Linked DNA regions of Homo sapiens: region 2 is linked to region 1. Evidence: read pairs that join two places in POLR2A ChIA-PET (ENCODE). Cell type or tissue: PC-9. All regions are shown on one strand.

What was found. Peaks named below come from ENCODE experiments on the same cell type or tissue, not always from the same donor. Only the 100,000 strongest peaks of a DNase experiment are listed, where the experiment ranks them.
Region 2: POLR2A ChIA-PET joins it to region 1 with 5 read pairs; 3 of 35 experiments call an interaction of 5 or more read pairs at or near these places.

Annotation. Positions count from the first base shown.
Region 1 is chr9:131,247,160-131,251,159 of GRCh38, forward strand. No RefSeq gene overlaps it. Among named protein-coding and RNA genes, the nearest start is that of FAM78A, 27 kb to the right of the region's middle. In PC-9, no CTCF peak of the experiment used is centred here; no DNase peak of the experiment used is centred here.
Region 2 is chr9:131,081,238-131,085,237 of GRCh38, forward strand. LAMC3 (laminin subunit gamma 3) reads left to right here. Exons shown (of 28, transcript NM_006059.4): 24 at 822-924. Among named protein-coding and RNA genes, the nearest start is that of AIF1L, 13 kb to the right of the region's middle. In PC-9, a CTCF peak has its summit at 2,179; a DNase peak (open chromatin) is centred at 1,804; H3K27ac peaks cover 730 bases.

The DNA of each region.
Region 1 (4,000 bases):
GGTTGATTCAACATTTGAAAATCAATCCATGTAATTCACCATATTAACAGAGTAAAAAATTAAAAAAAAAAAAAACCATGATTATCTCAGTAAATACCGGAAAAGCATTTGATAAAACCCAATGTCCATTCTTGATAAAAACTCTCAGCAAACTAGATATTGAAGGGAACTTCCTCCACCTTATAAAAGGCATCTAAGATAAACCTACTGTTAACATCGTACTTAATGGTGAAGATAGAGTGCTTTCACCCCAAGATAGGGAACGAGACAAGAATATCTACTCTCACCACTTCTATTCACATTGCACAGGAGGTTCTAGCCAATGCACTTAGGCAAGGAAAAGAAACAAAAGGCATGTAGCTTAGAAAGAAGATGTAAAACAGGCTTTACATGCAGATAACATAATCATCTACTCAGAAGATCCTGTGAAATCTAGGGAAAAAGTTATTTTCGAGACAGTCTCACTCTGTCACCCAGGCTGGAGTGCAATGCTGGGATCTCCGCTGGCTGTAACCTCCACTTCCTGGGTTCAAGCAATTCTCGGGCCTCAGCCTCCTGAGTAGCTGGGATTACAGGCGCGTATCACCATGCCCAGCTAATTCTTGTATTTTTACTAGAGATGGGGTTTCGCCATGTTGGCCAGGCTGTTCTGGAACTCCTGACCTCAAGTGATTGCGAGTCGTCCGCCTCTCCCTCCCAAAGTACAGGAATTTCAGGCATAAGCCACTAAGCTCGGCCAGAAAAAGCTATTAAAACTAGTAAGTGACTTAAGAAGGCTTCAGAATACAAGCTCAATAAACAGAAAACAATTGTCCTTCTGAATACTACCAATAAGTAATCAGAAATTGGAATTCAAAATTCCAATATCATTTACAATAGCAACAAAAATATGATTTGCCTAAGTATAAATCTAACAAAAGATGTGCGGCCGGGCGCGGTGGCTCACGCCTGTGATCCCAGCACTTGGGGAGGCCGAGGTGGGCGGATCATGAGGTCAGGAGATGGAGACCATCCTGGCTAACACAGTGAAACCCCATCTCTACTAAAAATACGAAAAAAATTAGCCAGGCGTGGTGGCGGGCGCCTGTAGTCCCAGCTACTCAGGAGGCCGAGGCAGGAGAATGGCATGAACCCCAGAGCAGAGGTTGCAGTGAGCCGAGATCGTGCCACTGCCCCCCAGGCCGGGGGACAGAGCGAGACTTCATCTCAAAAAAAAAAAAAAAAAGACGTGCAAGACTGTACACCAAAAACTACAAAACATCGCTGATTGAAATTAAAGAACACCTAAATAAACGGGACACACAGTCATGAATCAGAACATTCACTATTGTTAAGTTACCACTTCTCTCCAAATTGACCTATGGATTCAATGTAGTCCCAATCAAAATCAAAATCCCGACAGACTTCTTTTTTTTTTTTTTTGGTAGCTGATTCTAAAATTCATATGGAGATGCAAAGGAGCTATAAATATTTCATAAAATTTTGGAAAAGAAGAACAAAGTTTGAGGACTTACACTTCTTTTCTTTAAGACATTATAAAATTTGGCCAGGTGCGGTGGCTCACGCCTGTAATCCCAACCCTTTGGGAGGATGAAGGGGGAGGATCACTTGAGGTCAGGAGCTCAAGACCAGCCTGGCCAACATGGTGAAACCCTGTCTCTGCTAAAAATACAAAAAATAGCTAGGCATGATGGTGCACTCCTGTAGTCCCAGCTACTCAGGAGGCTGAAATAGGAGAATCACTTGAACCTAGGAAGTGAAGGTTGCAGTGAGCCGAGTTCGTGCCATTGCACTCCAGCCTGGGAGACGGATGGAGACTCCATCTCAAAAAAAAAAAAATAATAATAATAATATATATAATTTATATATATAAATTATTAAAATAGTACATGTACTTCCAAAATATATACAACTATTATTTTAAAAGACATATTAGAAAGCTACATTATTCAAGACCATGTGGTCCTGGTGTTAAGATTTAAAGAAACATAGGTTAATTGTACAGAATAGAACATCCAGATATAGATCCACACGTATCTGGTCACTTGATTTTCGACAAAGGTGGAAGGTAACACAGTGAGAAAGGACAGGCTTTGCAACAAAAGCTGCCGGGACGATTAGGTCTCCATGTGCCAAAATGAGAACTTTGACTCCTGCCCTGCACATATAAAACTGACTCAAAATTGGACCATAGACATCAATATAAAATCAACTATTGAAGAAAACACAGGAGAAAATCTTCATAATCTTGGATTAAACAAAGATTTCTTAGACCAAAAGCATAATCCATAAAAGAAAGTATTAATAGCTGGGTGCAGTGGCTCTTACCTATAATCCCAGCACTTTGGGAGGCCGAAGTGGGAGGACTGCCTGAACTTAGGTGTTTGAGACCGGCCTGGCCAACATGGCGAAACCCCATCTCTACAAAAAATACAAAAATTAGGCTGGGCATGGTGGCTCACGCCTGTAATCCCAGTGCTTTGGGAGGCCGAGGCGTGTGGATCATGAGGTCAGGAGTTCAAGGCCAGCCTGGCCAACATGGTGAAACCCCGTCTCTACTAAAAATACAAAAAGTTACCCAGGCGTGGTGGCAGGTGCCTGTAATCTAAGCTACTCAGGAGAGGCAGGAGAATTGCTTAAACCTGGGAGACGGAGGTTGTAGTGAGCAACCTGGGCAACAGAGTGAGACTTTGTCTTAAAAAAAAAAAAAATAGCAGGTTTGGTAGCTTGTGCCTATAGTCCCAGCTACTCCAGAGGCTGAGGCAGGAGGATGGCTTAAGCTTGGAAAGTTGAGGCTACAGTGAGCTACGATCATACCACTTCACTCCAGCCAGGACAACACAGCAAGACCCTATCTCTTAAAAACTAAAAAATTGTTCACTTTACATATTATATGTTAATTATACCTAAAAAAAGCTGTTTTTTTAAAAAAAGAGTTTGAGCAACATCACCTCCCCTGCTCCTACTCTTAAGACTTAAGAGAAATTCAAGGCTAGGCACGGTGGCTCATGCCTGTTATCCCAGCACTTTGTGAGGCCGAGGAGGGTGGATCACCTGAGGTCAGGATTTCGAGACCAGCCTGGCTAACATGGTGAAACCCTGTCTCTACTAAAAATACAAAAATTAGCCAGGTGTGGTGGCAGGCACCTGTAATCTCAGCTACTCAGGAAGCTGAGTCAGGAGAATCACTTGAACCTGGGAGGCAGAGGTTGCAGTGAGCTGAGAGGCGCCACTGAACTCCACTCTACTCTAGCCTGGGCAACAGAGTGAGACTCCCTCTCAAAAAAAAAAAAAAAAAAAAAAAGGGCAAACTCTTTTTTTTTTTTGTTTTGAGATGGAGTCTCGCTCTGTCGCCCAGGCTGGAGTGCAGTGGCACGATCTCGGCTCACTGCAAGCTCTGCCTCCCGGGTTCACGCCATTCTCCTGCCTCAGCCTCCTGAGTAGCTGGGACTACAGGCGCCCGCCACCATGCCCGGCTAATTTTTTTGTATTTTTAGTAGAGACGGGGTTTCACCGTGTTAGCCAGGATGGTCTCGATCTCCTGACCTCGTGATCCGCCCGCCTCGGCCTCCCAAAGTGCTGGCATTACAGGCGTGAGCCACCACGCCCGGCCAAAAGGGCAAACTCTTAGAGTGGAGTGCTGGCTGCCAGGGGCTGGAAAGAGAGGAGAAGGGGGAACTGTCCTTTAATGTGTGTAGTTTCAGATTTGTAGGATGAAAAAGTTCTGCAGCTCCGGGAAGGTGACTGCCTGCCAAGGAGGCAGGCGGCCAGCCACAGTTCTGACTCCAGGAGCCACATGTACCTATGCCTTTTTTTTGGGACAGAGTCTCGCTGTTTTTGCCTGGGCTGGAGTGCAATGGCGAAATCTCGGCTCACTGCAACCTCCGCCTCCCGGGTTCCAGCAATTCTCCTACTTCAGCCTCCTGAGTAGCTGAGATTACAGGAGCCTGCCACCACCCTGGCTAATTTTTGTATTTTTAGTAGAGATGGGGTTTCACCA
Region 2 (4,000 bases), 170 kb before region 1:
CCTTTGAAAGGCTCGGTCATATTCCAGTGTGTGGATGAAGCACATTTTGTTTACCCACTCATCTATCAGACCCAAATTCTTTCAGTGTATCTAGTCCTGTTGAGTGGCAGTGGGGAAGAAACTGATCTTCCATAAGTCAAGGTGGTGTCATAAACAGATTTGCGATTTTCACATCCACTTGCTGAGATAGAGCAGTGTTCCCTCCCTCCCTCCCTCCCTCCCTCCCTTCCTTCCTTTCTTTCTCTCTCTTTTTTAGATGGAATCTTTATGCCACCCAGGCTGGAGTGCAGTGGCTTGATCTCCGCTCACTATAACCTCTGCCCCATAGGTTCAAGCCATACTCCCGCCTCAGCCTCCCCCAGTAGCTGGGATTGCAGGCATGCACCACCACACCTAGCTAATTTTAAATAAATTTTTAGTAGAGACAGGGTTTCACCATGTTGGCCAGGCTGGTCTCGAACTCCTGACCTCAAGTGATCTGCCCACCTCGGCCTTCCAAAGTGTTGGGATTACAGGTGTGAGTCTCTGTGCCTGGCCAATAGAACATGTTCTAAAGAGATGTTCAGGTGTTCTCGTTCCTTTAATTCTAGTGTTTTAGTTTTCCTCCGGGCTTTTGTGGACAGGTATCTCTTGGGAGACATTCGGAGTTCAACTTTTGTATAATAACACAGATCAGGTGCTCCTGGTGGACAGCGTGACCCAGCGTCAGGGATTTGGTGATGATTTGGGCACCCATGTATGTGGGTTTGGTGCCCACTGAGCTGCCCCTGGGCCCTGCTCCTGTGGAGCCAGCTGCCCAGCCTCTCCTCATCTCTCTCCAGCTGCACCAGGAGGCCAGAGCCGCCCTGACCCAGGCTTCCTCATCTGTCCAGGCTGCGACAGTGACTGTCATGGGAGCCAGGACTCTGCTGGCTGATCTGGAAGGTACGTGAGTCCAGCTGACCACTAGGCTGTGTAATGACGAACGCCCCTGACAGCCACTCACCTCTCGCCTCAGCCAGGGCAGGCTTGCAGAGGACAGGAGTCTGGTCTTGTGGGCTTAATTAAGCCAAACAGACTTTCCCTCCACCTCTCAGGATCCTGCCCCATCTCATACATCACTCACCTCGGACTTGCCCATGTGGCTATCCCATACACCCCAGGTCATCAGACCACATGCAGAGCCCCTCCAGACCAAGTGAGAGGAGACTCTAACATCATTGGCTGTTCAACCAGGTCAAGTCCACTCTGGCCTGGGCTCCAGTTAGTTATCTGATACAAATATGGCTGTCCGGGTCCAATGTTGAGTTGGGGCTATGGGAAGCAGATGGAGTTTCTCTTTAGAAGGGGCTATGGGTTGATGCCAGTCTAGTGCCCCCATTTTGCAGATGGGTAGGCTGAGGAAAGGAATTGCTATTCATCCCTGGGTCAGAGCTAAGCTGGGAATAGAAGCCAGCAAGTATTACGATTCTGCAAGTATCCACCTGTGTGATGGGCTTCTGTGATACCCAATTTGCTCCAGAGAGAAGCCCCCTCACCCTTTGTTTGTGGCTCCTTATCCAACGGGCTGGATAAGGCAGGAACACACTCTGAACCCCAGATGTCTCTTGGGGTCTGAGGCCAGAAGTCAGGCTTCTGCTGTTGTTCTGTGGCCTCCCTCCCCAGCCCTGCCCACTGCCCGGAAGAGATGGAGCGCTAGCTGTGGACCCAGCCCCTCTGGGGCAGAGGATGGGCTGGTCAGTGCTCCTGTTCCCCAGCTTCCTGGCGGCTTGAAGTCCTAGTCACCCATCGTTTGGGGACTTCCTGTCGGAAAGGCGTGGCCGTGTGTGCTTAAGTATCTAGAGTCATATTTAGAAAAAGGTACATTCAATGACTTATAATGATGGAATGTTAGGATCTTAGAACATTAGAATTATAAGAGGTCTTAAGGTCATCTGCTGCAAATCTCACACCTGGCAGTGGACTCGCCCACCCTCAGCTTGCCTATCTCCAACAATGGGGGGCTCACTACCTTACAAGCTTTTACCTTCTCATTGTCGGGTTCTGAGAATGAGAACATTCTTGTGTGTAGTGGATGGAAATTTCCTTGCACTGTTCCCATAATCCACAGGAGGGCTAACCTCAAACCTCTAACCCCAGGCTCTTTTCCCCATTCTGATCCCATTTTAGAGACACCCTTTCTTACCACCAGCTTGGCTGTGCTCAGTTGGTGTTCAGGATAAAAGGAAAATTCACAAGGTGAACTGTGGAGCAGTCTTCCCCAGGGTGTGGCCGGGGGTCTCCTAGCCTATTGATACGCTCTGCCAAGAGAGGGTTTGTGTTCAAATAAGTTTAGGAACTGTCTCTTGCTGCAGCATCCTCTTGAGGTCTTACAGAGAACGCTTGAGAATATTAAAGGTTCTGAGAAGGCCTGTAATAAAGAAACCTGCTTCACTTTCAACTTAATTGACACTTCCCCCTAACGTTTGTTAACACCGTGGAGAATTAGGGCTCCACACAATACATGCTGAGAAACATCAATTTTGTGTACAAGGAGCAAAGCAGGTCTAATTTCTGGATGGAACAATTCTATAATATTATGCCCTCAAAGATTAGAAGGCTTTATTCATTTTAAAAATTGACTTTTACTTTGTCCACTGTAATAAGTGCTTTTTTTTTTTTTTTTTTTTTTTTTTTGAGATAGAGTCTCGCTCTGTTGCCTAGGCTGGAGTACAGTGGCATGATCTCGGCTCACTGCAACCTCTGCCTTCTGGGTTCAAGTGATTCTCCTGCCTCAGCCTCCTGAGTAGCTGGGATTACAGGTGCCCGCCACCACACCCGGCATTTTTTTTTTTTTTTGTATTTTTAGTAGAGACAGGGTTTCACCAGGTTGGACAGGCTGGTTTTGAACTCCTGACCTCTGGTGATCTACCTGCCTCCGCCTCCCAAAGTGTTAGGATTACAGGCGTAAGTCACCGTGCCTGGCCTGTATTCAGTTCTTTTGATGATAAACTTCCTTTAGAATTTTTTTTTGAGTTGGGGTCTCACTCTGTCACCCAGGCTGGAGTGCAGTGGTGCAATCATAGCTCACTGTAGCCTCCAACTCCTGGCCTCAAGTGATCCTTCCACCTCAGTCTCGTGAGTAGCTAGGTCTATAGGTGTGTGCCACCATGCCCAGCTAAGCTTTTGTCTTTTTGTAGAGATGAGGTCTCACTATGTTTCCTAGGCTGGTTTTGAACTCCTGGCCTGATCCTCCTGCTTCAGCCTCCAGAGTAGCTGGGATTACAGGAATGAGCCACCGCACCTGACTAAATTTCCCTTAGAATTTTATCTGAAAGGAAAGGAAATAGTCTCTTTGTTTACCAAGAAATAAACTACTTCTTATTGGATAATAAAATCTATGGGAATTCTAACATTTCCTCTGGGTGTGGTGGCTCACACCCGTAATCCCAGCACTTTGGGAAGCCAAGGTGGGTGGATCACTTAAAGCCAGGAATTTGAGATCAGCCTGGCCAACATGGTGAAACTCCATCTCTACTAAAAAAAAAAAAATACCAGCCGTGTATGGTGGTGTGTGCTTATAATCTCAGCTACTCAGGAGGCTGAGGCAGGAAAATTGCTTAAACCCGTGAGGCAGAGGTTGCAGTGAGCTGAGATCTCTCCACTGCACTCCAGCCTGGGTGACAGAGCGAGACCTTGTCTCACTGCACTCCAGCCTGGGTGACAGAGCGAGACCTTGTCTCAAAAAAAAAAAAAAAAAAGAGAATTGTAACATTTCCCTTTTTGTCTTGATTGCTTGAAAGCTCAGTGGTCAATCAAACATTTGGTTTCTGCAATGTCATTATCGAGATTTTCTGGTACTTCTCCCTCTCCTCTGTCCTTCCTCATCCCTCCAGTTACATCAGACTCTTGGTTTTCCATGGTAAGGATCCATTTGTTGATTTACCCATCACTATACACTGCCTTAAAGCATTGTTTAGACGTAGGCAGTACATGAAAATGCCGAGCTGAGCAGACTGAGCCATGGACTGTGCTAGTCCCC